2 separate regions of the Homo sapiens genome follow, and region 1 is linked to region 2. A link is an interaction called in ENCODE POLR2A ChIA-PET data of the cell type or tissue named here. Cell type or tissue: Panc1. All regions are shown on one strand. Each heading gives the region's core, and the rest is flanking DNA. Links, peaks and the distances in the headings are about the cores only. Region 1 has its middle 18 kb from the start of RBM20. Region 2 has its middle 8.4 kb from the start of SMNDC1.

What was found. Peaks named below come from ENCODE experiments on the same cell type or tissue, not always from the same donor. Only the 100,000 strongest peaks of a DNase experiment are listed, where the experiment ranks them.
Region 1: POLR2A ChIA-PET joins it to region 2 with 5 read pairs; 5 of 35 experiments call an interaction of 5 or more read pairs at or near these places.

Annotation. Positions count from the first base shown.
Region 1 is chr10:110,618,411-110,634,140 of GRCh38, forward strand. No RefSeq gene overlaps it. Among named protein-coding and RNA genes, the nearest start is that of RBM20, 18 kb to the right of the region's middle. In Panc1, for the core only: no CTCF peak of the experiment used is centred there; no DNase peak of the experiment used is centred there.
Region 2 is chr10:110,305,422-110,321,151 of GRCh38, forward strand. No RefSeq gene overlaps it. Among named protein-coding and RNA genes, the nearest start is that of SMNDC1, 8.4 kb to the left of the region's middle. In Panc1, for the core only: CTCF peaks have their summits at 6,128 (motif pointing right) and 6,337; a DNase peak (open chromatin) is centred at 6,150; H3K27ac peaks cover 706 bases.

The DNA of each region.
Region 1 (15,730 bases), core at 3,418-11,417, 310 kb after region 2:
CCAGGAAGCACCCACTCATCGAGGGAGACAATACACATAGACTCTGGAAAAAGGCGTGGGTTTTGAGTCTCAGCTGTGCAACTTGTTAGTTGTGTGGTCTTGGGCAAGTCTGTTAACCTTTGCCTCCATTTCCTCTCTGGTAAAATGGAGACATCACACGAAACTATCTAAAAAGGTGGCTTGAGAATTATGTGTGAACAGAGTGCCTTGCGTGCAGTGCTCGCTATGTGAGACTTAGGTTTAGCTTTTTGTGCCAGTTGGCAGCCAGGTTACCTTTGTAATATTTGGGGCTGGGTAAGTTTGCATGTACTCACTCTGGAATGGGCTCAACAGCAGCTCCTGAAGAGGGAAAGTTTTCCTACAGTTATTTATTATTGTGTAACAAACGTCACCAAAACTCAGGTAGATTAAAACAAGCACCATTTGATTGCATCTTATGAATTTGAAGATCGGAAATCCAGGCAGGACTCACTAATGAGTGGTGGTTGCCTAAGTGGGATGGAGAGGGCAGATGGACTGGAGGGCCCAAGACGGCATCGCTCCCGTGTCTGGTGTGTGTTTAGGGGAAGTGAGAAGGCTGGACTCAGAGATGCTGTCAGCCAGAGGCCTGCAAGTGAGTTCTCTGGCCTGGCGGTCTCAGCGTGGCTGGACTTCCTACATGGAAGCTCAGGTTTACAAGAGGGAGTGCTAACTAATGGCTAAAGTAGAAGCTGCTAAGCTGCTTATGACCTAGCCTTGGAAGTCCTAGAACATCACTTCCACATCATTCAATTTGTCAGGTGAGGTACTAAGCCCAACCTAGTTTCAAGCAGAGGGGAATTTGGCCCCACCTCTCCATGGAGGAATAGCCATGATTTTGCAGCCGTCTTTAATCTACCACAGCTACCCTCAACAAGGATCTTACAAAGTATTTCTCTGCATAGAATATTTCCAGGGCCATCTTGGGAGAGAACTAGATCAGTACTGGATCAGCCATCAGGAAACCTGGTGTTTGAATCCAGCCAACCATCACTTTGAGCTCCCATTACACTAAAGACCCTATGCCTGATGCTGGGAACTTGAAGGGAGGAAAGAGTGTGCTCCTGGTTTCTAGATCTCTGCCTGGATTTGCTTCTAATGTAGTGACCTCAGGCAAATCATATCCCTTCTTGGTGCCCACTTCCCTAGTGAGTAGGACAAGAAGGAGCATGGATTTGCTGCCCATGAGCCCTTTCCTAGCACCAGAGCCCTGTGAGGCTGACTGGCACTACTGGGGAAACAAAGAGACCTCCCTGGCCTCATGCCAACTTTCCAGCTGGTTCCAGAGGTGTCTATGCACCTCTCATCTTTAGCAAAGTCAGAGAAAAACAGCTTCACAAAGCTCCACAGGGAAGAGGTAACCTGGTCTGCCTAGAAGATTCTCAGCAGGACTTCTTTAAACTGCCAGCTCTCCCAGAACTCTGGAAGAATTGGATATACAAAAAGGGAATTCCTGGCCCTTTCTCAGCAACACTGAGACATAAAGCCCCACTTGCTCTGTGAACTCCAGTATGTTGAGGAATGAGATTTGCAAGTCTGGCTGAGCCAAGGTGTCAAGGGGGAGAGCCCCAGGCCATGTGGAGCCCCTCTACTCACTGGCTGTACACTGATCTCCTTGCCTGGAGAGGTCCCCAGAGCAGGCAATCAGTCCAGATGGGGATCTCCAGAAGGCTTAGCAGACCACCAAGGCCCCAGCCTCTCCCCTTCAAGACCACCCTGGAGTCTCAGATCCTCTGGGTATCTATGGGCCAGGCCATCCCAGTGAGGGAGTAGGGGAGCCAGGTTCTGACCACCAGTGGAGGAGGTGGGGGAAGGGAGTGTAGGCAGAGTGCTCTGGCCTGGAGCCAGGCTGTGGGATTTGCAATTATCCGGGGGCCTGTAAATACTTGGAGCCGCTTTTTAATCTTGAGGCCACGAGTAATTGAGCCAACTGTGTGTTGTATCCTACAGCTGGGCCCTGCTTCCTCCCACTCACAGACACACACACATTTATTTACACCTGTTACACACACACATACACACCCCATTTAGAGAGAGAGAAGTACCTTGTATGGAGTGTTTATACTCTGTGCTAGCTGTGCGTTAGGTGCTTTTCGTACAATATCTCATTTAATTGTTACATCAACTCTGTAAGGTGGGCCCTAATATCCCCATTTTGCAGAAAAAGAAACTGCCCCAATGGGAGGTAAAGTAACCTGCCTAAAGATCCACAGCTCATAAGTAGCAGAAAGAGGACTTGAGCCCCTATTCCCCTCCCTACTAGCTCAGGCCCTTCCATAGGCTCAGTCCAAGGCGGCTAGACATTGCCTGACATCACCTCTCTTTGGTATCTAATGGGGACATTGGACGTAAAAATGACTACACATCTAAAAGAAAAGGTTGATAAATTCTTTAAAAAAAAAAAGAAAAAAACCCTGCGTGGCCAAAAAGTACACCATAAGCGAAGCTAAAAGACAAGTGTCAAGCTAAGAAAAAAACATGCCATTGATATTAAGGCAAAAGGCTAATCTTCTTAATATATAAAGAGTTCCTATCATTTATATGAAATAATGCCAAAACAATTTTAAAAATAGGCAAAGGATAAAGACTCTTCAGAAAAAGAAATACAAATGGTTCTTAATAAAAAGATGTTCATCCTCACTTATAAAAAGAATAATACAAAGTTAAGCTATACTGACATTTACATTTGGCAAACAACTCAATTCCACATTATACAAAGAAATTCTACAATATAATCAGAAAAATACAGATAACTCAATTTTAATTTTCAAAATGGGCAAAAGGTCTCAAAAGCATTTCCCAAAGCCAATACACATTGGAAAGTCTTCAGAGAATGTGAATTAAAATCACAAATTACTACTACATATCCACCAGTGTGGCTAAAATTAAAAAGACTCACAGTATCAAGTGTTGAGGATATAGAGCAACTGAGACTCTTGTATACTGCTGGTGGGAGTGTAAACCACCACCATTGGTATAACCACTTTGGGAAAAGGTCTGATGGTCCATAAACCAGAACATACAACCACGCTATGATTAGTAATTCTACTCATAGTTACATACCTCAGATAAATTAGCACATTTTTACCACCCCCAAAAAGGTTTCTCATGCCCCTTTGTAGTCAGTCCCCTTGGTCCCAGTAAACCATTTATCTGCTTTTTGTCAACATAAATGAGATTTTTCATTTCTAGAAATTCAAATATATGGAATAATACATTATATACTCTTCTGTATCTTGCTTCGGTTGCTCCACACATTTTTGAAATTCATATGTTGCTATTGTACTCCTTTTTATTGCTATGTAATATTCCATCATATAAACATACCACAATTTTTAAAATCCATATACTACTGATGAATATTTAGATTGTTTCTAGTTTTTGGCTATTATGAATAAAGCTGCTAAGAGCATTTGTATAGTGGTCTTTGTGTAGATGTATCATATTTTAAATTCTTCTGGAGGAATTTAATTTCAGTAGGTGAGCAATTTCTGGGTTGTATAGGTTGTATAGTAAGTATATTTGAACTTTATTAGAAACTGCTAAACTGCTCTCCAAGTGGTTGCATCATATTATTTTCCCACCAGCAGTATATGAGAGTTCCAGTTCCTCTGTACCCTCACCAACATTTCATATCACCAGTCTTTTAAATTTGAGCCATTTGGTGGGTGTACGATGCTCTTATTATGGTTTTACTTTGCATTTCCCTGGTAACTAACAATGTTGAGCTTTTTAAAAGTACTTCTTGGCCATTTGCTTATCTTCTTTTATGTTTTAAATTTTTGCTCATCATAAAAAGTCTCCTGATTTGCATTCTTAATATAGAGTTGTAAAGTTCCTCCTATATTCTGGATGCAAGCTATTTGTTAGATATATGTGCTATGAACATTTTCTTCCAGTTTGTGTCTTACCTTTTCATTTTCTTAATGGTGGCTTTTGAAGAGCAGAAGTTCTAATTTTAATGAACTCTAATTTATTAATCTTTAAAGTTTGTGCAAAGATTTTTTTTCTATTTTTTATTTGAAATTTTATAATCAGCATTTACATTTAGGTCTATGATTCATTTTCAGTTAATTTTTGTGTATGGTGTGAAGTGAGGGTCAAAATTTATTTTATTTTATTTTATTTTATTTTATTTTATTTTATTTTATTTTATTTTATTTTATTGAGATGGAGTCTCACTCTGTCTGGAGTGCAGTGTCACAATCTCTGCCTCTCAGGTTCAAGTGATTCTCCTGCCTCAGACTCCCAAGTAGCTGGAATTACAGGTGCCTGCCACCACACCTGGCTAAGTTTTGTATTTTTAGTGGACTCAGGGTTTCACCATGTTGGCCAGGCTGGTCTTGAACTCCTGACTTCAAGAGATCTGCCCACTTTGGCCTCCCAAATTGCTGGGATTACAGGCATGAGCCACTGCGCTCGGCCCAAGGTTTAATTATTTTTCATGAAGCTATCCATTGGATTCAATACCATTTGTTAAAAAGATTGTATTTCTCCCATTGAATTATCCTGGCACCACTGAAAATCAATTAACCCTATATGTATAGGCCTATTTCTCACTCTATTCTCATCTATTGATCTCTATATCTGTCATTCCATCGATACTAAGCTGTCTTGATGACTGTAACTTAATGGTAATTCTCAGATTTAGTAGTGTAGGTCCTCTGGATTTCTTCCTTTGTCAAAATTGTTTTTAGCTATTTTAAGTTTTCTTTTAACTTTCCATTTATATTTGACAATCAGAATATCAATTTTTATTTTTTTTAACTTTTATTTTAGGTTCAGGGGTACATGTGCAGGTTTGTTATATAGGTAAACTTGTGTAGCGGGGATTTCTTATACAGATTATTTTATCACCCAGGTACTAAGCTTAGTACCCAACAGTTATTTTTTTTCTGATCCTCTCCCTCCTCCTACTCTCTGTCCTTAAATAGACCTTGGCGTCTGTTGTTTTCATCTTTGTGTCCACATGTTCTCATCATTTAGCTCCCACTTATAAGTGAGAACATGTGGTATTTGGTTTTCTGTCGTGCATTAGTTTGCAGAGGATGATGGCCTCCAGCTCTATCCGTGTTCCTGTGAAGGACATGAACTCATTCTTTTTTATGGCAGCATAGTATTCCATGGTGTATATATACCACATTTTCTTTATCCAGTCTATCACTGATGGGCATTTAGGTCTATTCCATGTCTTTGCTATTGTGAATAGTGCTGCAATGAAGATACATGTGAATGTGTCTTTACGGTGGAATGATTTATATTTCTTTGGGTATACCCAATAATGGGATTGCTGGATCGAATAGTAGTTCTGTTTTCAGCTTTTTGAGGAATCACCACACCACTTTCCACAATGGTAGAGCTAATTTACACACCTACCAAGTGCACTTGTACACCCAGCTGCCCAGATGGGAACTCTGTTAGCACCACTGTTAGCTTCTCCCTTTCTCTCATTCCTCATATCCAAATAGCTACCAAGGCCTGTGGGTTGTATTTCCTGAATTTTATGAAACATGCCCCTGCCTCTCCACTGCTGTGCCATTATCTCAGTGAAAGCCACCACTGACTCTAGTTTGCACAAATGCAGCAGCATCCTAATGGCTTTTCACAGAATTCTTACTGATTACAAAGGAGTTACTAATTACAAAGGAGTGGAGAAGACTAGCAGACACCATCTTAGTCAACAGACCAAAATGAACATCATTATTAACAGGACAAATTGAAACCATGAACCACTTGATAAGATGCAATGAGAAAAATCACTTCTGTGATACTCCTGCCAAGGATGCATAACCTGAATCCAAGTATGGAGGAAACTTAAGGGACATTCTACAAAATAACTGAACTATTATCTTTTTTTTTTTTTTTGAGATGGAGTCCCACTCTGTGGCCCAGGCTGGAGTGCAGTGGCATGATCTCAGCTCACTGCAACCTCTGCCTCCCTGGCTCAAGTGATTCTCCTGCCTCAGCCTCCCAGATAGCTGAGATTACACCCGGGTGGCTGGGGTGCACGCCACCAGATCTGGCTAATTTTTTTTTTTTTTTTGTATTTGTAGTAGAGATGGGGTTTCACCATGTTGGCCAGGCTGGTCTTGAACTCCTGACCTCAGGTGATCCACCCACCTCAGCCTCCCAAAGTGTTGGGATTACAGGCATGAGCCACCACGCCCGGCTGACCTGTTATCTTGAAAATTGTCAAGATCATGAAAGTCAAGGGAAGATCAAGGAACTATTCCATCTTTCAGCATTTAAGGAAGCTGAAGAAACGTGACAACTAAATGCACCATGTGATTTGGAGCTGGATTCTTTTGCTATAAAGAAAATGATTGGGACAACTGGCAAAATTTTGTCTGAGGATTAAAAGAGAGTAATGCAACTATGTGAAATCCCTGCTTTTGAAGGTTGTATTGAGGTTATGCAGGATAAATCACACACTAGAGACCAACCTGGGCAACACAGGGAGACCCTTGCCTCTCTAAAAAAAAAAATTAGCTGGGCATGGTTGGGCACATCTGTGGTGCCAGCTTCTCAGGAGACTGAGGTGGGAGGATCTCTTGAGCCCAGGGCTTGGGGCTGCAGTGAGCTGTGATTGTGCCCCTGTATTCCAGCCTGGGTGACAGAAAGGCTTTGTCTTAATACTCCCCCACTGTCCTCATACCCCACCAACCTCCAAAATAAAAAAAAAAGTCAGTAAAGTGTTCAGGAATAATGAGGCATCAGGTCAGCTTCTTACTCTCAAATGGAAGAAAAGAAGTTACTTGTACTTCCAAAGTTTCTGTAAGTTTGTGCTTATTTCAAAAATCTTCAAAAAAGTACACATAAATGATACATATTTACTTCTAGATTTATTTATATTCTCTATATAAGAAATAAATATAGATAAAATACATACAGAAATAAATTCACACTGAAACTTCCAGTTCCAGTTTCACACCATAGAATTTATTCTCATTTTCTCCCTTTACATCTTTGCAGCCCATTTCTCCAGTGGCAAGAATTCTGGTTTCATTATCCTGAATGTGTTGCCTTCTTTGATTAATCCCTCTGTATGTGACCAATGTCCATGTCCTCCACTAATCCTTCCCTCATCAAACACTCTCCTCTCCGCTTGGGCCCCAAATCCCCCATTCCAGGCCACCTGTCACCTACGCATAGATGCTCTCATCAGCTCGGGAACTCAGCCTCCCCACATGTGGACGCCCTCTTCACTCCACTTGGACTCTGACACCCATGCTAGGCTGGGCCTCTGCCCCTCCCAATGAATGTTCTCCTTGCCCCACCCGTTCTATGACTCTCCATATTGGGCCACCACTTCCCCACACCAGCAGATTCCCTTCTCACCCCACTTGGTCTCTTACCTTTCGTGCTGGGCTGCCCCTCCATGGGACAACTGCTTTGTCCTCTTCCCATTCTGATTCCCATGACTTGCCACCTCCCAAATGGATGCCTCCTCACCCTCCACAGACTCCAACACCCTCACTCTGGGTCACTGCAGTGTTATCCTCCCCAGTCCCCACCCCCATGAATTGTTCAGCAAGGAAAGGAGAGGGAAGGAGAAGAAGCAGTTTCCCATTTTCTTTTTTTTTAGTAAATGAAGAAACCGAGGCTTGGAAAGGCCACATTACCAGCCTGAAGTCAGACAGTTGATAAGTGATAGAGATGGAATTTGAACCCAAGAAGTCAGTCTCCAGAGTTCCTGCTCAGGCCTGCTATGCTGTGGCCTGTTCACAGGGCGCCCTTGACACCACTGCTGCCTGAGTTGACTCAGTTCCAGCCCTATGAGTCTAAACTGTACGATAGGTGTTATTTCATTTCACAAATGGGAAAACTGAGAGTTGGAGAACTTAAGTACCTTGCCCAAGGCCATGCAACCTGGAAGCAGCCTGGATTTGACCCCGTGCCTTTTGGACTCCAGACTTATGAGGGTAATCACTGTGCCAGAGGGCCCAGAGGGAAGGCAGTTGACTCTGACTTTCAATTCCTGTCTCATCCCAGGAATATCTGACTCAAGGCAGGGTCCTTGTCTGACTTTTGGGGGTCTCCTGGCTCACTCTCAGCTGACTAAGGCAGTGTGGCTCAGAAGCAAGTACATGCAATTTGAGTCTTTGCCACTTACTTGCTGTGTGACTTTGGGAAAGCCACCCAATCTCTGAGTAGACACAATAATGGCACTCTTCTGGGTGGCCATGAGGAATCAGCGAGAGAGCAGGTCATTTGCTTGGTATGGGGCCTGGCCCAGGGTGGGCTTTCAGTAAATGGAAGCTCTTACTGTTGTAAAAACAAACCTCAGAAGGCAGTGAGGGAGGTCTTGTCCAGCACCTAATAGAGAGAAGGTGTCATGGAGAGTTCAGAGGCATGGAGACTAGGAGTGGGTGGAGAGCCAAGAGCTTTTACCCTGAGTTTGATCATCAGGCCATGGAGGGTCATTCCTTTACTGCCTCCAAGCAGGAGTTCTTAATTAAGGCAAAGCAAATTATTATTTTGTTTGTTTCCTTTTTTTTCCCCCAATAAGCCTTTTGCACTCCTAAGACAAAATAAATAATTACTGGTACATTTTATTAGGGTCATCAAAGGAAGCCAACAATCTGTCAGTGGGATGTGGAATGCAGGAAGCACTACCTCCAGGGACACCAAGGTGTTGTTGGAGTTGGCTTCCCTTTTTCGGGGGTGTTAGAGAGGTAGAGCTGAGACCAGTGGGATGAGCTGCTCTTGTGGGATGGGAGTAACTTTCACGAGCTCCTTCATGGTTCCAGCTTGTGGGGCCTGGGCTCACCTGCATGCCCCAGACCTGTTGGATAGTGGTCTCAACTTTTCACTTACTCCTTCACTGACTCCCTCAGCCTGAGGATTCAGGTTGACCATCTAAGGATCTGGGCTCTTAGCTGCCCAGACAGAGATCTCCAGATGCCAGGACCCTCCCAGAGAGAGGCTGGACCCTCTGGTCCACTTATTGCTGGTGCCCCCAAGAGATTTGCATACGAGGAAAAGATCACACCCTCCAAATTCAGACAAGCCTGAACTTGAACCTTGGCATGTGTGTGCCCTAAGCTAAGTTTCTTCACCTTCCCAGGCCTCAGTTTCTTCATCTATAATGTAAGGCCAAGTCATGCATACCTTATATGGGTGTTGTGAAGGTTAAGTGAGTGTCCTTCGTTATTCCATAAGCCAATGTTTGTTGAATGTTTGCTGTGGTTAATTTTATTGTTTTCAAATCCTGGCTGTGCTCCTAATTGGTTGAGTGACCTTAGAAGATCTTGCTTTAACATCTCCTATAGTATGGGTCTGGTGGTGATAAATTATTTCAACTTTTGTGTCTGAAAATGACTTTATTTTATCTTCGTTTGGAAGTTATTTTTGCTAGACGTGGGATTATAGGTCAACAACTTTTTTTCAATACTTTAAAGATGTTACTCCAAGTCTTCTCACTTGCATTGTTTCTGAAGAGAAATCAAGAAACCTGCTGTCATCTTTTTCTTTGTTTCTCTGTATAAAATATGTTATATATAGAATATGTTTTTTAAAGATGTTGTTTTTAGAGACGTTTTAGATTCAAAGCAAAATTGAGAGGAAAGTACAGAGATTTCCCACATACTCCCTGTCCCAACACATGAATAGCCTCCCCCATTATCTGGTGAACATTCTTCACTAGAGTGGTACATTTGTTAGAGTTGATGAAACTACATTCATGTCTATTATTTTCCTCAATCATTGTAATTTTTATCACTACAAGTTCTATTTGGATCTTTTTATATATCTTTCATGTTTCTACTTAACTTTTTAAACATATGGAATGCAGTTTTAATCATGGTTTTAATGCCCTCTACTAATTCTAACATCTGTGCCATTTCTGGGTTGGTTTTAATTGATTATTATCCCCATGATGGATTGTGTTTTCCTGCCTCTTTGCATGCCTAGTAATCTTTGACTGGAAGCCAGACATTGTGAATTTTACCCTATTAGGTACTGGATATTTTGTATCCCTGTAAATCTTGAACTTTATTGAACTTTGTTCCAACTATTACTTGGAAACAGTTTGATGCTTTTAGATCTTGCTTTTATGATTTTTAAGGCAGACTCAGAGAAGTACTCAGTCTTAGGCTAATTACTCCTCAGAAGATCTTCCTAAGGCAAGATCTTCTTGAATACACTACCCATTGAATTTGGAGTTTTTCCATTCTCTCTGGTGGGAACAGGTATTATTGCCGGTCCTGTGTGAGTGCTGAACACTGTTCTCTCAGATCCTTTCAGATGATTTTTCTCCTGACCTCACACACGTGCACTGATTAGTACTCTGCTGGATATTTGAGAGGGACCCTCTGGAGATCTCTGGGTTTCAGTCTCTGTGCAGTTCTCTCCCCTCTGGTACTCTGTCCTGCGAACACTTGCGTCTTGGTCTTGCTAGATTCTCAGCTCTGTCGCCTCAAATCAGAAACGCTACTGGGCTTTAGTTGCCTACACCCTACCACCCCCCTACCCGCCCCCGCCACCCCCTACCCCCAGATTGTGCCCTGGAACTCTTCTCAAGGCAGTAAACTGTAGCAGTAACAGGGCTCACCTTGTTTGTCTCCCATTGTTCAGGGATCATGTTCTTTGTTTCCTAATGTCAAGTGTCTTGAAAACCATTGTGTCATGTTTTTCTGTTTTTCTTGTTGTTTCTGGCAAGAGGGTAAATCCGGTCTCTGTTAATCCATCGAGGCCAAAAGTGGAATACTCTTTTTTGTTTATTTATTTTTTTGCCAAGATTCCTACTTGGTTCTTTTTCATTACTCACCTGTTCCCTTTTTTTCTGCCTATTTCACCTTTATTTTGTTCTTATATACATATTATTTCTTAGTTTGAGCAACTTAAACATATTTTAAAGTATCTGTCAGATAATCTTATTATTTTAATTTTATCTGTATTAAATTTTTCTTCCTGTTGTTTGATTTTGTTGGCTTTTTTCTTAGGGTTAGATTTTTTCATTTGCTTAAAAATCTTGTTTTTCAGGTTCATTTTCAGTAGTCCATGGAGATGTTCATTGTGCTTTTGAGCAAAGATTACCTTTTTTCCCCATATTTCATCTATTATTCTTACATGCTTGGAGCAGCAGTAGTTCTTCAAAGTATAAACTTACAAAGCAATCTTTAAAGTCCCAACATTCTATGTTTATAATCTGGTGTTGTAGAAAGGTTCAGGCTTTCAGTAGGCCAAAGCTCTAGTTTTGAATCCTGGCTCTGCCGTGTGCTCCTGTTCAAGTTTTTGAACTTCTTTGAAATTCAGTTCTCTTGTTCCTAAAATGTGCATAATGCCTATCTTGTATTATGTAGAGTTTTTATGAGGATTAAGTGAAATTTCCTGGCAGGGTTTCCCAAATGTTGTTGACTTTGTAATTGAAGCTATGATTGACTCTCCCATGCAGCATGAATGAAACAGAGAAAGTTGACACTGTGCCAACAGGTGCAAAAGAAGCTGCTGGACTTTTAAAACAAAAGGACTCCAAATACACCCAACTGTTTACATTTAGCATGAGTGGTCCCTGATCCAACTTCTGTCTGTGTATTCTCAGAGGGAGTGGGTAGAACACACAGAGGCAAGGAATGCGTGCTATTTCTGGAGCCAGAAAGCAACACATCCAGCAGCAGGAATAACCTTCGTGGTGCTGATCAGTTGCTATGACTCTGTAGATGCAGAATTTAACCAGCCAAGACCTGTGTTTTTCTTAGCCTGGGGATAGAGTCAAAGAAAGGCTCATGTCATTCGGAACCAAACTGCCAATACTAATAATAGGCTGGGGCCTGTGGGTGGCTTAGGTATGGGAAGTGGGAAGCTAGAGCTAGTTTTGAACAAAAAAATGCCTCAGTTGAGCCCTGGTGGTATGAGGATGCTCTCCTTGGGTATATATATTTTACATTCCTGGGTCTTCCTGTCTTCCTTCCAAACCAAGAATCCAGCGCGGTAGATTTGTCTCCACTTCCCAGTCATCTCCAGGTTCTCTTTGTGGGAACCCACTCCCTGGGCTTGCTCCCTAGATCCTCTCTAGGGCTGGCCACTCTGACTCTCTGAAGTCATGGGCAACCCCATACTGATTTTCACTCCAATTACTGACTCCCTTTTTGTACAGAATTTCCCTTGTGGCCAGTACACCCATCACAAGGATACCAGAGGGGAAAACTAAGGCAGGACAGAACTGGAAAAAAGTAGGTGACTACTTTCAAGTCACTTTCACATTTAGAAATTTATTTGATTGACTGAAGACCTATAAAGCAAGTACGATATAATACTTATTTTTACTTTATTAACGGGGCTCAGAGAATTGGTAATAAACCCAGGTCACTTTGACTTTAATGACAAAATAGAAATATTTGTGATAGTTATTTTTATAGAAATAGAATTTGAAATTATAGAAACTTTGAAGTTGTAGAATTATAGAGCTATCATTTTATAAGCTCTAAAATAACTATTTTCATTCTGTTTTTTTCTTTCACCTACTATTATTGTAAACAACAACAAAATGACTGCCATTTATGAAACACATGTTCATATTGGGCACCATGCTAAATATTTTACCTATTTTCTCTCATTTAATTATAACAACAAACCAATATTACAGATGCTGCTAGCCTCATTTTCTGGATGTGGCCAAAAGGAGTTTAAGTAACTTTTCTATCATTTGGCATTCTTACATAATTGTCTTCTTAAGTTCCTACATAATGGTTACAATTATCATTTTTAATTGCTATGTACTAATAATGCCCCTAATTCACTTAATTCCTTCTGCCTTGTTAGGTATAATGATTAAAAGAGCTGGGAGACATTCATTCATTCATGTATTGAACAAGTATTTAATTAGCACTTGCTATGCTATCATATGCTGTGTTATATCCAGGGAATACAATGGTGAGTAGGACAAAAACACTCACCTTCAGAGAGCACTCACAGTCTCATGGAATATGTAGCCAGCAAGAGGCAATTAGAAGACAGGGTGGTGATGAGGGCAGTTCTTGTTGCTGTGGGAGTGCAAAGCAGGGAGCCTACCTCATCCCAACAATGTCAGAAGAACAGCTATCAATTAAGACGAGAAAAGTAGAATGATTTGAATGGCCACTAATTTACCATATGCAAAACCAATGAGGGTGCTATGGTTTGAATGTTTGTCCCCTCCAAAACTCATGTTGAAGTTTAATCCTAAACGTGGCAGTATTTAGAGAGGTAGGGCTTTAAGAGGTGATTGGGCCTTATGAACAGGTTAATGAATTAATGGGTTATCATGAGAGTGGAACTGGTAGCTTTATAAGAAGAAGCAGAGAGACCTGAGCTAGCACACTCAGCCCCCTTCCCAAGCGATGTCCTGCACTGCCTAGGGACTCTGCAGAGAGTCCTCACCAGCAAGAAGGCCCTTGCCAGATGCAGCCCCTTGACCTTGGACTTCTCAGCCTCCATAATTGTAAGAAATAAATTCTCTTTCTTTATAGATTCCCCAGTTTCAGTATTCTGTTATAAGCAACAAAAAACAAACTAAGAGGGCCACCAAACACATACCACCCATGATGCTTTAATGGAACTTGGGTCTCCAGGGATCCCAGGAATTCAGATACATTAGGATTTGGAGCCCCAAACTATTTTCATTTCCATTGTTATTTTACCAAAGGCTTGTCATTCTCTAGGCCAAAGAGGCCTAAAACAGCATTGTTCATGTCTTCATTGTTCTGATGATGATGATGATGATGATGATGGTGGTGGTGGTGGTGGTAGAGGTGCTGGTTTTGACTGCTTTCATTAACTGAGCATCTCCATGTGTCAGGTACTTTATAAGTGTTATTTCACTGATGTTCACAACAGCCCTATAAGGTGTTATACCTTTATTTTTTTAGATCAGGAACTAAAACAGAGAGATTAGATAGCTTGACTTGCTCAAGCACAGCCTGCTAATAAACAGAGAAGGAGCCAATTCTCTAAGCATAGGAGTTATATCATTTAGATTGTGAGGAACAGTGAGTGTGCTGGATTTACTCTAAAGGTTCTAGTGGTGGGTTCAAGTCTCTTTCAAGTATAAGCGGAATTTGATGCATTGTTGCTTGCTTGAAGATGGTGGAGCCACTTGAGAGGGAGTGTAGTGGCCTTAAGAGCTGAGAGAGGCCTTCTGTTGATAGTCAACTAGAAAATGAGGACTCCAGTCCTACAACCACAAGAAACTGAACTTGGCCAACAACTTGAATGAAGTTGGAATCAGATTCTCACCTAGAGCCTCCAGATAAGAGCCCAGCCTGGCCAATATCTTGATTTTGGCCTTGTAACATCCTGAGCCGAGAACCCAGTTGAGCCATTCTGGATTTCTGACCTGCATAACTGTGAACAAATAAATGTGTGCTCTTTTAAGCCCTTACATTTACAATAATCTGTTACACAACAGTAGAAATGTAATGCAGCAGCTCTTGCCACATAGTCACTTGATGTTCCATGGTTGGCAAGATCAGAGGCTCTGTCTCTACCAGGGCCAAGTCACCCACTAGGAACTATTTTCCAAATGCTGTAAATTTCTGCTGCACATGTCATGACTTGCTCCAGAGCTCTAGGTGTCTACATTGTGATCCCCCTACTGGGGCTTGTAATAGATTCAATATGTCTTTCCTTCCATAAATGCCTCTCATGCTATAGGATCCTCTGTGTCACATGGTCCAGGTAGCAGAGTTACTCATGCCCAGCCTGGACTTTCTGCAGAATCCTTTCCCAGGCAGTGCCTCATTCCAAGAAAGCTGACAGCATTTCCTATCACTTGATAGATGGACCAAGGCAGTATCTCTATGTTTCCTTTTGGATGATGGATGGTATAAGATGCAGTGAGCCGAGGTCACATCACTGCACTCCAGCCTGGGTGACAGAGTGAAACTCCCCCTCAAAATAAATAAATAAAATAAAATAAAATAAAAGTAATAATTTATTCATTTGACTTCCAAATATGAGGCTCAAAAGTCAATCCACTGGAATACAAGAAGAAAATATTAGAGCTTTTGGTTTTCTTTTATCCATGTCATCAAAAATTTTTCAAAGTTTTGCTAATATTTCACATATAGATTGATCCTGATCCTCACCCAGTTTACATCAGACACTTATAAGAAGACACTCACATCGTACCAGCTATTCAGAGGGGAAAGTAGAATTTTGAAAGGGGAAAGAGGTTGATAAGGCCACTGCAAAAGATTTACCTTTTACTTTGGAGGGGATGACAGACCCTAGACCACTGGGTCCTTACAAATCCACTAATGTGCAAGCTCCTGAATCTTCATGAGGTTTAAGTTCTCACCCTCTGGAGTACAGACTTCCAATATAATTCTTGCTCATCCGGTATTAATACGGTGTTATAAAAATAGAGGACAATTGGCTGGGCACAGTGGCTCAGGCCTGTAATCCCAGCACTTTGGGAGGCCGAGACAGGTGGATCACCTGAGGTCGGGAGTTCGAGACCAGCCTGGCCAACATGGCAAAACTCCATCTCTACTAAAAATACAAAATTTAGCCTCCTGGGTTCAAGTGATTCTCCTACCTCAGCCTCCTTAGTAGCTGTGATTACAGGCACCCACCATGCCTGGCTAATTTTTGTATTTTTAGTAAAGACGGGGTTTCACCATGTTGGCCAGGCTGGTCTCGAACTCCTGACCTCGTGATCTGCCCGCCTCGGCCTCCCAAAGTGCTGGGATTACAGGCATGAGCCACCGTGCCGGGCCTTTTCCTTGTCTTT
Region 2 (15,730 bases), core at 2,853-10,852:
ATATGATACAAGCCTTAGTAGTAACAGAAAGCTAATTAAATCGTGACAGAAATAACCTATTGGAGAGAAGATTGATTTCTTTAAAATCTGTTTTGTTAAAACCTACTTGGTTTTAATTTAGTTGGGTTAATCTCGCCTGATAGGGAACAACGTCCAAGTTAGTCTAGAATGGTAAAGAGTGGTAGGAATACTCACATTTGTGTTCAAAAAGAAATGCCCCTTGTGTATGTTTGTAATAATATATACGCTTTCTGGACGGATACACAAAACTGTTCAGAGGTTTGGAGTGGAAGCCAAATGTTTTATTGATTACCCTCTTTGCTGTTTACCCTTTTTCCTTTTCTTTTTTTTTTAAACCATATATATATAATTTATTTCAATTAAAAAAGCAATAAAGGCCTGAGACACAAAGTTTTATATAGATGACAGGAAGCAACCTTTCCTGGGAGGTTGGGAGTTTGTTGCTGGATCCATAAAAAGGCCCACTTCTCGCGGATCACCTGAGGTCAGGAGTTCGAGACCAGCTCGACCACGTGGAGAAACCCCGTCTCTACTAAAAATACAAAAAAAAAAAACCAACAACAACAACAACAACAAAAAGCCGAGCATGTTGGTGCATTCCTGTAATCCCAGCTGCTCGGGTGGCTGAGGCAGGAGAATCGCTTGAACCTGGAGGCGGCGGTTGCGGTGAGCCGAGATCGTGCCATTGCACTCCAGCCTGGGCAGCAAGAGTGAAACTCCGTCTCAAAAAAAAAAAAAAAGGCCCACTTCTCAGATGGGCTCTTTTGAACTGTGCCAACATCTTTAGTTCCTAGTTTTCTTTTCAAGGAGCCTTCCCTTTTGTTCTCTACACACACACACATAACCCTTGCAGTGAGTCAGATAACCTGTATAGATGGAAACTAGGTCGGGTTTGTGAGTGTGAAAGATTGAAATTGCAGCAGAGGGCAGCAGTGTGTAGCTAGAATTAAGAAGGCAGACAAAACAGAAAGCATGTGCTTTTAAATAAATATTCGTTTAAAATAAAATGTAGTTTTAGAGAACTTCTGTTATTGTAATTGTGTGTTTTAAGAACCGATGCGAGGAGGAACTTCCTTGAATATAAAGTCAACCTTATTGTGTAAAAATCTCTTAAATGAGAACTTTTCCTGAACCCCATAGATCAGAAAATAGGCAAATATTCATTATAAGTTCCATCATAGATTTCTATACCATCTTAATAATTTTTTCAGGATTGTTTTTAGGATTGTTTTTATCTATGCAACATTCATTTATAAAGAAAAGCTATATTGAATTTTAATTTTCACAAAGAAATAACAGTTTGTATGTGCCAGATACCATTCTAAGCACTTTACACAGGTTCATTTAATTTTCACAATTGTATGCGGTGTTGCTCCAGACAAAACTGGAGCAGACAAAACTAAGAGCAATACTTCAAATAGGCTTTCTGAATTACTATTTCCTTTGAAGTGTCAAAATTTACTTTCAGTGTCTGATTTTTCTTAAAACATTTGCATTCAAACTTAATCATGTTTATTTAAAAAAAAGTATCTTAAACCTTTAGTTTTGAAACGTGATATTTATTTTATTGAAAGACAGTAAATAAATAAAATGTAAAGGCTCCAAATTGTCATCAGAATATACAGCTATTTCCTTTCTACTAAAGAAAATTAAAGTATGGCATGATGGCACCCAGCTACTTGGAAGGCTGAGAAGGGCATCCAGAAGTTTGAGGCTGCAGCACACACTGACTGTGCCTGTGAATAGCCGCTGCATTCCAGCTCGGGCAACATAGTGAGATCCTGTCACAAATTTTAAAAAATTAATTTTTTTTTAGATGGATTCTCCCTCTGTCACCCAGGTTGAAGTGTAGTGGTGCAGTCTCAGCTCACTGCAACCTCCACCTCCCTGGTTCAAGCAATTCCCTTGCCTCAGCCTCCCAAGTAGCTGGGATTACAGATGTGCGCCACCACGCCTGGCTAATTTTTTTGTATTTTTAGTAGAAATGGGGTTTCACCATGTTCGCCAGACTGGTCTCGAACTCCTGACCTCAGGCAGTCCGCCCGCCTCAGCCTCCCAAAGTGCTGAGATTACAGGCTTGAGCCACAGCGCCTGGCCTAAATTAAAAAAAAAAAAATTAAGTATAGCTCTTTGGAAATGTGCCAGCCCACTGTAAAGCAGAAGAATATGCAATAAAGTAATACATGTTGGTCAAATAGGTTTTTTTTTTTTTTTTTTTTTTTTGAGACTGGGTCTTACTCTGTTGCCCAGGCTGGAGTGTAGTGGTTTAATCTCAGCTCGCTGCAACCTCTGCCTCCCAGACTCAAGCAAACCTCCTGCCTCAGCCTCCCTAGTAGCTGGGACTACAGGCATACACCACCATGCCCGGCTAATTTTTGTATTATTTGTTTTTTGCTAGAGACAGAGTTTCGCTATGTTGCCCAGGTTGGTCTCAAACTCCTGGGCTCAAGTGATCTGCCCACCTTGTCTTCCCAAAGTGCTGGAATTACAGGGTGAGCCACCTCCCTGGGGCAGAGACTGCATTCTTTATCTCAGCTTTTATTGTATCATTTCCTGACTAAAAGTAGCCCCAGATTTGGCCGCGTTTTTTCTATCTTGACCAAATGCCAAAGGTGATGAATTAGAGTTGTGTACATAATCATAGTAATTGTTTTATGCTCCTTTCTTTAGTCCTAATAAGTGATTTGAATCTTTGCATAATTTGCTGCAGGACAAGCTACTTGCCTTTTTGTGCTTATTGAGTGTTTTTGGATACAGTACATGGAACACATATATCCTGGGATGAAGCTTAGGTGGCATCATCCATTTAAAGTTGATGGAAAACAACCTGAAAATGGTGTTGGTCAGCGCAGGTCTTCAGATGTTCATCAGTCATAGCAATCCTGAATTGTTTGCTTAAATTTGTATTGCACTGCTAGCCTTAGGATGTGCATTTCAATTATTCTGTATTTTACACGTACCATTGAGGAACAGAAGACTGTACCACTAAAAAACAAAAATATGCCACTAAAAACGGAAAACGAGAATTTCTTCAGGTTGAAAAAGATTATAGTCTAAGGCTTTACAGGATAAGAAATGTCAGGCTTTGTTTGTTTGTTTGTTTGTTTGTTTGTTTGTTTGTTTTTTGAGATGGAGTCTCTCTCTGTCGCCCAGGCTGGAGTGCAGTGGCACAATCTTGGCTTACTACAACCTCCACCTCCTGGGTTCAAGCCATTCTCCTGTCTCAGCCTCCTGAGTAGCTCAGATTACAGGCATTTGCCACCACGCCTGGCTAATTTTTATACTTTTAGTAGAGACGGAGTTTCACCATGTTGGCCAGGCTGGTCTTGAACTCCTGACCTCAGGTAATCCACCCCCCCTCAGCCTCCCAAAGTGCTAGGATTACAGGCATGAGCCACCGGGCCTGGCCAGAAATGGCAGTTCTTTTTTTTTTTTTGAGACGAGTCTCGCTCTGTCGCCTAGGCTGGAGTGCAGTGGCGCAATCTTGGCTCACTGCAACCTCTGCCTGCCAGGTTCAAACAATTCTCCTGCCTCAGCCTCCCAAGTAGCTGGGACTATAGGCGTATGCCACCATGCCCGGCTAATTTTGTTTTGTATTTTTAGTAGAGACAGGGTTTCACCATGCTGGCCAGGCTGGTCTCAAACTCTTGACCTCTGATCCGCCGGCCTCGGCCTCCCAAAGTGCTGGAATTACAGGTGTGAGCCACCGCGCCTGGCCTTGAAATGGCAGTTCTTTACTACTTATTTAGAAGTGGTGCTTAATAGTACTCCAACCATACATTCTTAGTGGTTTATATTCTGAGAGCAAAAAGAACAAAAACAAGCAAAAGCCCTCAAACACCACATATTTATTGCCAGTAGTGGTATTGGTAATGTAATTTTGAAACTCAGGCCTACTATAAAACAAACAAGAAATTTATTAGTAGAAACTCTAAGAGGAAAGAAATACAAATATCCTTTTTGTATTTTTAAAAGAAGATCCACCTTCTTTTATATTTGTACTTCTTTCCTCTTATAGTGGGAAAAACTGATGTTAAAACCTCTGATGTTAAATTGAATTAGAATTTTTCATATGTATATTTCTTAGAAGCAATGTCACCCCCCTAGAGAATGCCCACAGCTTGATATCTAAATACCAATCCCCACTAAGAGGAAATAATGTTTCTTAGAGAAATGGCTAATTTCCGGTTTCAGGCGCATAAAGTACAAAAAAAGAAAGTTAAGCCTGAAATACCTTACCAGAAATCAGGGAAGTGCCCCAAAATGAATAAGGTCAACTTAAAAGCCCACAGAGCCCAGCTCAAGTGGGCTCCACTAGCCAAATATGAGTCAATTTGGCCACTAAAAATAATAATAATTCATAGATCATCAAAGCCTTCAATACATTTTAAAAATCTATTAAGTCCAGAGTGATACTCAAAGAGTTTGGGAAGGGAGTTTCTCTTTAAAGAAGAATGCCAGCCAATTCATATAAATAAAATGACGGAATCAGAAAAATCACCGTTTGCAATTCCCAATAATTCAGGCAAGTATCAAGAGAAGCTAAAAACCATCTGGTGAAAGGAGGTAGGGAAAAGGAGGATGTTGGCATAATGTCAAAGTATCACACCTACATACAAAGTATCCCCACAGACTATCCAATAATTACAAAGGGGAAATATACCTTACTATGATGAAATTCAGCTGTCACCAACTTAACCCAGAGATCAAGTTTAGCACCGCTAATTGTGGAACAACCTGATTTTATATGCCTGTTGTTTTGATGCAACATGAAGCACTAATAGCATTACCTGTGAAGGAGGGTTGCCAAAAATGCTTAACCTGAATACAATCAAGTTTATTGACCCAACTTCCAGTATACAAGAAATAGGGGCATAAAGGAATGAGTAAATTGAGCATGAGGGAAGAATTACATCCAGAATATGGGACATTGTATAAGAAAACACCTAAATTCTTCCAAAGGTCAGTGACATTGAAAAGCGTGGGAACTGTTCTAGATTAAGAGGTAATCAGATGTAACAAGTGCAATGGATAAATCTTGATTGATCTTGGTTTTGAAAAACAAAGCTGTAAAAAAAATTTAGGGATCACTGGAAAATTTAAATATGGACTCAATATTAGATTATATTAAATTATTGCTAATTTTATTAGATGTAAAAACTATTTTATGGCTTCTTAGGAGAATGTCCTATGCTGACTATAGAAGTGTCCTATAGAAGTGATTGTTTCAAATTTTTCAAAATGAAAAGTATAGATAGACTGGCTAAAACGCCTTTTAGAATAGTTTTGGGAGGTGTGTACGTGTGTGTTTGGGGATGATGGGGAAGAGCAGAAGATAGTTGCAGGGAACTCTGGGCATTAGCAATAGCTTAACAAGCTCAGAAGTAATACAGGAGATTACAAAAGCATTGTCAGAAACAAAAGACAATAGAAAGCCAGATGGGTCAATGTTTAGCAGGAAAGATGTGGGCAGGAGGCTGTAGCAGTCACCAGGAGCTCTTTGAAGGGCAGGAAGGAAAGCATGATTAATGTGAAAGAATTACTTTGACTTCCCCACATGCAGGAGAGTCAAGTGGGTCTTGCCTTCTGATGTTGTGATAGGAATTTTTTTTTCATTTTTTGGCCCTGTTTAACTTTCTCGTATAGCAGCTCCAGCAGCAGTCTTAAGACAGTCTTTTAAACTCGGAATTCATTGGATTCGTTTGCATCACAGCCCCTGAAAGTACCTTTCTTATCTGGATATTCCCCACCCCATATTCATGTCACTTACAGATCATTTATCTTAGAAAAAAGAGGAATGGTGTGAAATAGTCCACATTATTTGTATTGCACAGTGGATAATAGAGCAATCTTTTAATGAAGTTTGCTTAAACTGAACAACCATGAGTGGCAGGGGATGTACATTCCCAAATGTAGACAGGAAAAAATAAGGCAGTTAACTTGACTTTTTCCAAAAACCAAAATGAATCCCAGAGTTTTGCCCCATGAAGACTAGTGGGCATAATTTGACATGGTCACATTTGCCATTTTGTTGATATGTCAGCAGTTGAAAAACCCCAAAAAACTACACAATGGAGACCTTAATGCTCAAAGATTCCATTAGGTGGCAGTCAGGATACAGGAATCTTTCAATGTCTGATTTCTCCGCCCCCTCCCCCACCTCCTCCAGCCTTAGTGAAGGAATATTGCCAGGTAGCGTGGTGGGGAGAGAGGAGTTAGGGAAAAACAAACACCCCCAAAAAACTATGGCTCGCAGTATCCAAATGATGAAGAACAGCAAGTTTTCTGTGCTCAACTTCCATTTTGGTTCTAATATATATGTTTTTCTTTGGCCTTCCTGTGATTCCTTCCTTTATAAATTCTTCTATATCTAAAGCCCTTTATAGACCACTTGTAATGCTGTTTACATCTCTGTGTTATTAGTCTTAGAGCATAAGTAGGAAGTGTGGCTCATTTTGTTAAAGACCTGTAAGAGTTCAAGGGACTTTTGTAGTGACACTCTCATCCTCTGTAATTATTGCTCATGAAAGGCTCCTGGTGGTCCTGGTTGGCTTTGTACATTGGGTTTCATGGGGAAAGGACTCTAAGTTCTGTGCGAAAGGTAAAGTTTTGGAGAGTGCCCTTGGGAACATCACCTGTGACGGCTGATGGGCAGGACTGGACAGAGGAAGAAGGTGAACTGTTATGCGCTTGCAATAGGGACCTTAATCAGTCCCATAGAAGCTCTGGAACTGGGATGGCCCTTCTGTAACTGAGATGCCCCTGTCCCTTAAGTCAAGGGGCCAGGGCTTTATGTTCACCCATCATCAATTGACCAGCCAATAGATGGGGGCTATCCCTGTGAAAGGGGCTAAGAGCAATTCAGCTAAGAGCTGTCAGCTACTAGCACTCCCAACTGCTAGGAAGATGAGTACCTCAGTCCTAAAGAGGGAATCTGGGAAGCATACCATAACATCTGCTACACAGATGAAAACGACGTACTTTCTGAGTATCACCCCTATTTTTGGTATCTCTGACATTGTCTCTCTTGCAAAAGCTACCCATATTAGAGATCATGAAACATCACCTTCTCATCTTGTTTTCCTTGGATTAAAACTAATGGAGAAATGCCTCAGCACTTCCTGCAGATGATATGTTTGTTTCAAATTGATTTCTGATATATATATATTTTATGCTGTAGGAGAGTTTGCTTATGCAGAAGCATCTCAGGTACAAAGATTAAGCATTTCCTCTGTTGCAGAATACTCCAAAATATTTTGGCACAATTGGTGATGATTTACTCCATCTCATCAAAAAGCCATTAGAGTGAGTTTTATAAAAAGAGAAAGAAAACGGAGAATAAATGATATTTTCTGAAAATAGCCTATTTGCAGGTAGTAAATGTATGATTGGCTAGGAAGAAGATTTTAAATTGATATTTTTGCCTGACCTTGGCTTTTATTGTATTTTGTGACACTGATGCTCTTCCTAATTTTTTTTTCTAGTTTTAGCTGAAGAAATCACTTTCCTCCCTTATGGTCATTTAACTAGTTTTAAAGACCCTCTGAAAGTCTTTTGGATGTATTCTCTTTCCTCTATCCCCTGTGTTGCAAACCAGACTGCCATCATTTCTCACTTTGTCTAATGCAATAGCCTAAGAATGAATTCCTTCCTGAGACGCATCCTCCACTCTTGGTTATCAGATTGATCTTCTGGAAACACCAATCTTAGCAAGCCCACACCTACTCATTGAAATCCTTGGTTAGCCCAGCATATAAGGCCATTGGGGATGCTGTCACAGCCTTAGCACTGGCACACACTCCTTATGTAAACCTGCCCTGTCTTTTCATGCATTTTTGCCTTTGCTCCAAGTGTCTGCTTTACCTCACATGCCTTTCCCCACTTCCCTGCCTGGAAGAATGCCTTTAAAGACCCAGTTTTTTGTTTGTTTTTGTTTGTGTTTTGTTTTGTTTGTTTTTGGTACAGAGTCTCACTCTGTCACCCAGGCTGGAGTGCAGTGGCCCGATCTCAACTCACTACAATCTCCAAACCTCCACCTCCTGGGTTCAAGTGATTCTCCTGCCTCAGCTTCCCGAGTAGCTGGGGCTACAGGCACCCGCCACCACGCCGGGCTAATATTTTTTTGTGTGTTTTTAGTAGAGATGGGGTTTCGCCATGTTGGCCAAGCTGGTCTCAAACTCCTGACCTCAGCCTCTCAAAGTGCTGGGATTACGGGCGTGAGCCACCACGCCCCACCAAAAGACCCAATTCTAATGGGCATTGGTGACAACTTACCAGCTTTCAGGAGTAGAGCTCCTTGCTTCTCTTTTCTGCTCCCTTAGTCTTTTTATATTTGTTAAGAGAACCCTGGACTACTGGGTTTAGAACTGGGAGCCTTGAGACATTATATCCAAGGGGTAGGGGGTAGTCACATCCTGTTCTTTGCATCTTCAACACCTGGCGAGATGAGCCTCCTTGATAACGTGACTGTTTAGTTGGACTACATTTGATCTCCTTGAGAACACAGAGAAAGTATATTTTTGGTATCAGTGAACACTATATTTGACTTTGGCAAATATTCTAAAGATTTCTTGTAATTGGTGTTATAATACTTCTCTGACACTTGGACACATGACATCAATTTCTTCATAAGTTTATTACTATAGTAAAAAGTAAGGAGTGAATGTTTTAGGCATTTTCATTATGGAAAGAACTTCTGATTAATCCTAGTGATAGCATGTTTTTTTACAGCCAATTGAAAGTGATTTTTACATTCATTTGTGCTGGTAAGTATATAGATATGAAAAATGAGAGCTGTAATAGCAGCTTGGTTATGAGCAATTTAATCAACATAGCTCTGGTCTATATTTTCAGCGCTACTGGCTGCCCAAGTCTGATGATGTCTCTACAGGCAACATTAAGTAGAACCAATTAACCTGGCTTTCAGTAGAAGAACAATGTTCATGTAACTGAGACAAGAAAGTAGCTATGATGTATAGATACATGTGGCCATTGATCCTGTGGCTTATGAAAGTATTGAACATGTTCTTTGCATCTTATCTGGAAAAAAAATGAAGATAACATATTTCCCTATATCCTCATAAGACAAACAAATGGATGTGAATATAATAGCTGTTTCTAACAGTTTCTGTGCCACATTTAATGGTCATGGGCTTTTTTGGGGTGTTGATGTTCTGTTTTGACTAATTAGTTTTTTCTTCACATCACTCTCAAAACTATTTTACCATCAAAGGAAGATATGTCAACATTCTTTTTTTTTTCTGAGACAGAGTTTCGCTCTTGTTGCCCAGGCTAGAGTGCAATGGTGTAATCTCAGTTTACCGCAACCTCTGCCTCCTGGGTTCAAGCAATTCTCTTGCCTCAGCCTCCTGAGTGCTGGGATTACAGGCATGCACCACCATGCCCGGCTAAATTTGTATTTTTAGTAGAGACGGGGTTTCTCCATGTTGGTCAGGCTGGTCTCGAACCCCTGACAGCAGGTGATTCGCCCACCTCGGCCCCCCAGAGTGCTGGGATTACAGGCATCAACCACCGTGCCCAGACCTCTTTTTTTTTTTTTTTTTTTTTTGAGATGAGGTCTCACTCTATTGCCCAGGCTGGAATGCATTGGCACAATCTTGGCTCAGTGCGACCTCCATCTCCAGGGCTCAAGCAATCCTCCCACCTCAGCCTCCCGAGTAGCTGGGACCACAGGTATGTGCCATCGTGCCTGGCTAATTTTTTGTATTTTTGGTGGAGATGGGGTTTTGCCATGTTGCCCATGCTGGACTTGGACTCCTGAGCTCAAACAATTCACCCAATTCAGCCTCCCGAAGTGCTGAGATTACAGCCATGAGCCACCACGCCCGGCCCCATGTCAGCATTCTTAATGAGCAGGTGAGACAGCACCCTGGATGGGAATCTGTAGTTCTAGTATGGATTCTGCCTCTCACTAGCTGTGAGACCTTCTGCAGAGAGACCTTAATTTCAGTGGGCCTCCATTTCCTTCCTTATGTTTATTTTTCCCCCCACATTTAAAATTTGTTTTTATTTTACCTAAAATTACCAGAATAGTTATTCCCAACCTACTTTACCTCATTGCCTTATGTAGGATATCACCTCATGAACATTTTTTATTGGTGTAACACTTAAATGTAATACAGATAAAGAGATAGATGTTTTAACTGTATACATTTATTTATTATCTTTAAAAAATAATTTCAGAATTTATTAAATGTAGTTTTAAACACTTTTAAAAATGAAGATATTTAACCAACAGTAGGAATTAAAAAAAGTTGTTAGCAAGTTTTTTCTGGACATATGTCATATTCTTTTACATAATAAGGTCATTTAGACAAATTAGTTTGTGTGCACATCACATTCATAAAGTGAAATACCTAGTTTTATGGAATTAGTCACTTCTGATACTGTTAATATTTAATGAATTCAACCTAAGACATATTTAATCAAAATACAAAATTGTTACATCTTTTATAACTACTATATCTAAATCTCCTTATAAAATATTTATATGAAATCTATAGATGAAGATTTTCCTTCCATGGTCAATTGACCACCAGTTATCTATTAATTTTCTTTAATGAAACTTCCCACAATTTAAAAAATTTTAATGGTTTTAAATATAAAATATAAATATATAATTATAAATATAATATATACTATATATAATACCATGGTTTAAAATATAAATGTAAAGATACCTTTTGTAGGCATAATTTCAATATAATTTTATATATTATACTTTAATATACTTCTTCTCCTTTCATTAACTAAGATATTATCCATGAATACTCTTACTTATATTTCATTGCAGCCTAAGACTCTGTGATTCCTGAGTGTACAGGAGTCATAACATTTGACATACAGTCTGTCTGCCCTGATGAATCCAGTCCATAGACAATTACTCAATCCTATCCCAATCTCTCCTTCCTCAAGTTTCTACTGCAGTATTTCAGAGCTACACAGTCTAATGCTTATTAGTCCTCTGATGGTAAGTTCTAGTAAGGCAGGGTTCCATGTATGAAATCCTACCTCGTCCCCCTCCCCTCAACCCCAGCCAACTCCCAGGTCTAGGCATTTGGTGTGGACTCAGTTAATACAAGGTGATGGAAGGTGGAATCTCAGGAACTCTACAGCTATATCTAAGAGTTGTCCTCCCCTTTCATTTTACAGAGAAAAGAAAGATCATTTGGCAAGAATTTCCTAAGATACCTTCCCCCCCCAGCACATACACCTTCAGGTTTTATTCATCCTTGAAAATACTGAAAAAATATGACTAGATTAAAATGTAAATCATGTATACAAAGACATTCTTAAAAAGTTAAAGACAATCCGCAGACCATGAGAAGTTACTTGTGATAAAGAATTAGTAGCCATAATAATAATAATTTTAAAAATCCTATGTATCATTTAGAAAATAAATAACCCAATGGAAAAATGAAAAGTAGAAGAAAGAAGGAAAGTAGGAGGTTATCTAAACAAACAATTTACAAAAGAAAGAACCCCAAATGGCTGATAACATATGAAAAATACTCAAACTTATGAATAATCAGGGATATATCCACAAAAACTATAGCCCCTCAGGTAGGAGAAAATGTTAAAGTCTGAAAAGAAAACACTCAGCAAATGGTAACACTCATACACGACTAGTGGAACTACATATGGTCATACCCACTGTGGAGGCCAATTTGGCATTATCTAGTAAGGGTAAGGTGGGTGCTCCTGTAGCCAGCAATTCTATTCTTAGAGAAGCTCTTGGATATGTAATAAGGAGACACATAAAACTGATTTCAGCTTTAATTTTAAAAAGGAAAACTTTAAAACAAAACCTGAATCCCCATCAACAGGAAACTGCTGGGAAAAGTGTGGTATATTTATTCAATGGAGTATTGAATAAATATTTTATGAAATGAAAAAAAATGAACTAGAGGTACAAATATCAACATGGATAAATCTCAAAAAAATGTTAAGCAACAACAACAAAAAGAAAATTTCAGTATAATATATATAGCTGGAGACCATTTATACAAATTTTAAAGTCATGGAAAAATATTTCATATTGTTTATGGGAACACATTGGTAGCAGAGTATAAGACCATGCATGAAAATGAAAAATACCAACTTCAGGATAGTGGTTGTCTCCGGGGAAGAAGGAGGGGCATTGGGGTACTACAGAAAGCTTTTCATTATGTCTGTAATATTTTATTTCTTCGATATATGATGTGTCGTATGTTTAAAAAGCAGAGAAATCAAGATCTCATAAGAGTCCTTATGGCATATTTATTTAAAAATATGTAAGTTCAATACAAGGACACTTTTGTAAATTTTAGAAAAAGGCGATATGAGAGGGGGGCAGGGAAGTGCTGGGTAGAGAAGGGTGAGGTCCCTGGTGAGGGCTCCACCTTCGGGCCTGCGCCCAAGGACCTAAGGGAGGACAAGCATTCCTGGTTTCCTGCCCAAATGTTGCATTTTCCAAGACCACCCTGGCCTGCCACACCCCGCATCGTGTGCCCACAAAAACCTGAAGATCCTAGCGGGCCTACACACAAGCGGCTGGATGCCAAGAGGATCAGAGGAGAAGAGGAGCACACCGACAGACACCAGCAGACGCTGGCAGGCCATTGATGACAGGACATTTTGGAATTCGGTGGGGGGGCGGTTGGAAGAGTCCAGCCAACTGGAAGACAGGGGACAGGGGAAGACAGCCTTCCCACACCATCTCCCTCCTGGCCTCCCCATCCATCTCGCTGAGGGCTACTTCCACCACTTAATAAAAAACTTTGCACCCATCCTCCAAGCCCACGTGTGACCCAATTTTTCCGATACACTAAGGCAAGAACCTGGGATACAGAAATCCTCTGTCCTTGCAATAAGGCAGAGGGTCTAATTGAGCAGATTAACACAAGCCACCTGCAGATAGCAAAAGTGAAAGAGCGCACTGTAACACACGCCCACTGGGGCTTTGGGAGCTGTACACACTTAACCTTAGATGCTGCCATGGGGTCAAAGCCCAAAAGCACTCCCCATGACCTGCCTGTTTGCATGTTTCTGCTAGGAGTTTGAGCAGCAGGATACCAAAAAAGCAAGCCACAGCCCTGTCACATGCTTTGCGAAGGGGATAAGGGAAAACTCCTCTCATTTCAAAAGTACCCCCTCCCTTCAACAAATGTGATGCCACAGAGACATGTTTAGATAGTACGTGACTAAGGATGCCTCTTCCTCTAGGTAGACACAGCCCCACATCAGGGCTTATAGCTTGGAGAGCAGAATGCTCCTCTCAGCCAGGGATCCACATACAGGACATGACCAATATAACCATATGTAGCAGCCCTGACTCTATATCAAAGAAACCCTTCTTCCCCTCCTTTCTTGCATCTCAGAGTCAAAGGGAGAAGTCTCCTTGCTCTTGTCCAAGGCAAACAGCTCCAGCTGGGCTAAGCTTATCTCTCCCCAACTTTCCTCTCTCATTATTCCCTCATTCCTGCAGCTTCAGCCTTGCTTCCCTTCTAGCCCCTTTTCCTAGCCTTTGACCTTATGTTTCTATTTGCTGCCACTTCTCAGCCCATTGTAGTCTTCCACTGTATCACTGAAATGACTGTCATACACAAAGTCATCAAAGCCCTCCTAACTCTCAGAGAGCCACTCTGCCATTCACTTGATCTTTGCAATATTTGACACCTTCCTTATGAAAACTCCTCTTGTGAGGCCAGGCGCGGTGGCTCACGCCTGTAATCAATCCCAGTACTTTGGGAAGCTGAGGCGGGCGGATCGCGAGGTCAGGAGATCGAGACCATCCTGGCTAACACGGTGAGACCCTGTCTCTACTAAAAAAAAAAATACAAAAAATTAGCCGGGCGTGGTGGTCGGCGCCTGTAGTCCTAGCTACTCCCGAGGCTGAGGCAAGAGAATGGCGTGAACCTGGGAGGCGGAGCTTGCAGTGAGCCGAGATCACGCCACTGCACTTCAGCCTGGGAGACAGAGCGAGACTCCGTCTCAACAAAAAAAAAAAAAAAGAAAAAAGCCGGGGGTCGGAAAGAAAACTCCTCTTGTGGCTTCTGTGACATTATTCTCTCCTGGATTTTCTCCCTTTGGCTGATGGAACTCTTTGTTTTTATAGGCTCTTGTTCTACCACATGGCTTGTAAATATTAGTGTTCCTTCCTTACGCAAGTTTTCATCTCACTTTGATTCAAGTAGTTTCAACCTTCATTTAACAACTATTTATTGAACGCCTACTCTATATCATGCTCTTTGCTCAGTGTTTGGGAGAAAGCAGTGAAAAGGCCCTGCTCTTGCGGACCTTATATGGTAGTGAGGGGAGACAGACAGCAACAATTTAAAAAGCAGATACTAGTTACGTGAAGATAAGTGCTATGGGGAAAAGCAAAGGAGAGCAAGGAGATAGGTAGTGCAAAGGAGGGAAGGAGTTGTATTTGTTTTATAGCAACGGTCAGGAAGGCCTCATTGAAAAGTTGACTTTGGGGCTGAGACCTGAAGGGAGTGAGAATTGTGAACCATGTGGATACCTGGTGGAAGATCATTCCATACAGGGGGAACAGCAAGTGGAAAGACCCTGAGGTGGGCATATTCCCGTTTTGAATATGTTGAATTTGAAAGGCCTATTATTTATTCAAGTGGAAATATCAAGGCAGTTGGAAATATATTCAGACTTGGGGAGGAGCAGGTTGGCGGGAGGTAGGAATGAGAGAGAGAACCAGGAGTTTAGTTAATTTGTGCTAGATGAAGCATATGTTGTCTATCAGTGATCAACACATAGCTATAAAGTGGGTACTTGAATCTATTCAATAAGTATTTATTAAACCCCTGGAATTCCATCTCTGTTAATAGCAGGTAGTTCATATTGGATCAGCCCTTCTGCAAATAACAATTATAAACTCTGGAGGAAAAAAATTGACCTAAAGGCATTACAGAGTGACCAAACTAGAAACCAGAGGATAATTTACAATTGGAAGAAGGAAATGGTGCTGGATGAGTTTGCTTTTTTTTTTTTTTTCCCTAATGAATTTTTGCCTGAGGAAAGGCCTCAGTCAGCTCTGTGATGGGATAGTTAGAATTTGGATAGAAATATACAATTTTGAGGAATTGGAAGTCAGACCTTGAGGTTATCACAGCTATTGCAACAACTGGGAAATTGTTGTGGTGGTGGGTATCCTAAAAAGGAGAGAGCCACAGAAGAGAAGCCAAAAATTCTGTGTATAAACTTTCCCCAAATCTCTGACTGTCCTCCAGATTATACACATAAAGGGCAGACCTCAAATAGCCTAGCTAATGACAAAAGAACTGAACGGACATTTTAACTCTTGCACATTATACGAGAGAAAGAGTTTGAAGTTTTAGTGTAGCCAAGTTAACTGTTTTGTAAAACAAAAAATTAAAAGCTTTCCAGAGGAACATAACAGAAACCATGGTCTCTATAATGTATAATTTACCATGTGCAGGTCACAATCCAAAATTACTGGACAATCGAAGAAAACAGAAAAACGTGGCCTATATTCAAAAGAAAAGGCAATCAATAGAGATTGAATCTAAGATGATGTAAAAGTTTGAATGAGGATACAATTATTTTAACTATTGTAAACTATTTTAACTCTGCTCAAGGACATAAACAAATATATGCTCATAATGAATGAACAGAGAGGAAACCTCAGCAGAGGGACAGAAACTACAAAAATGAACTAATAGAAGATTCT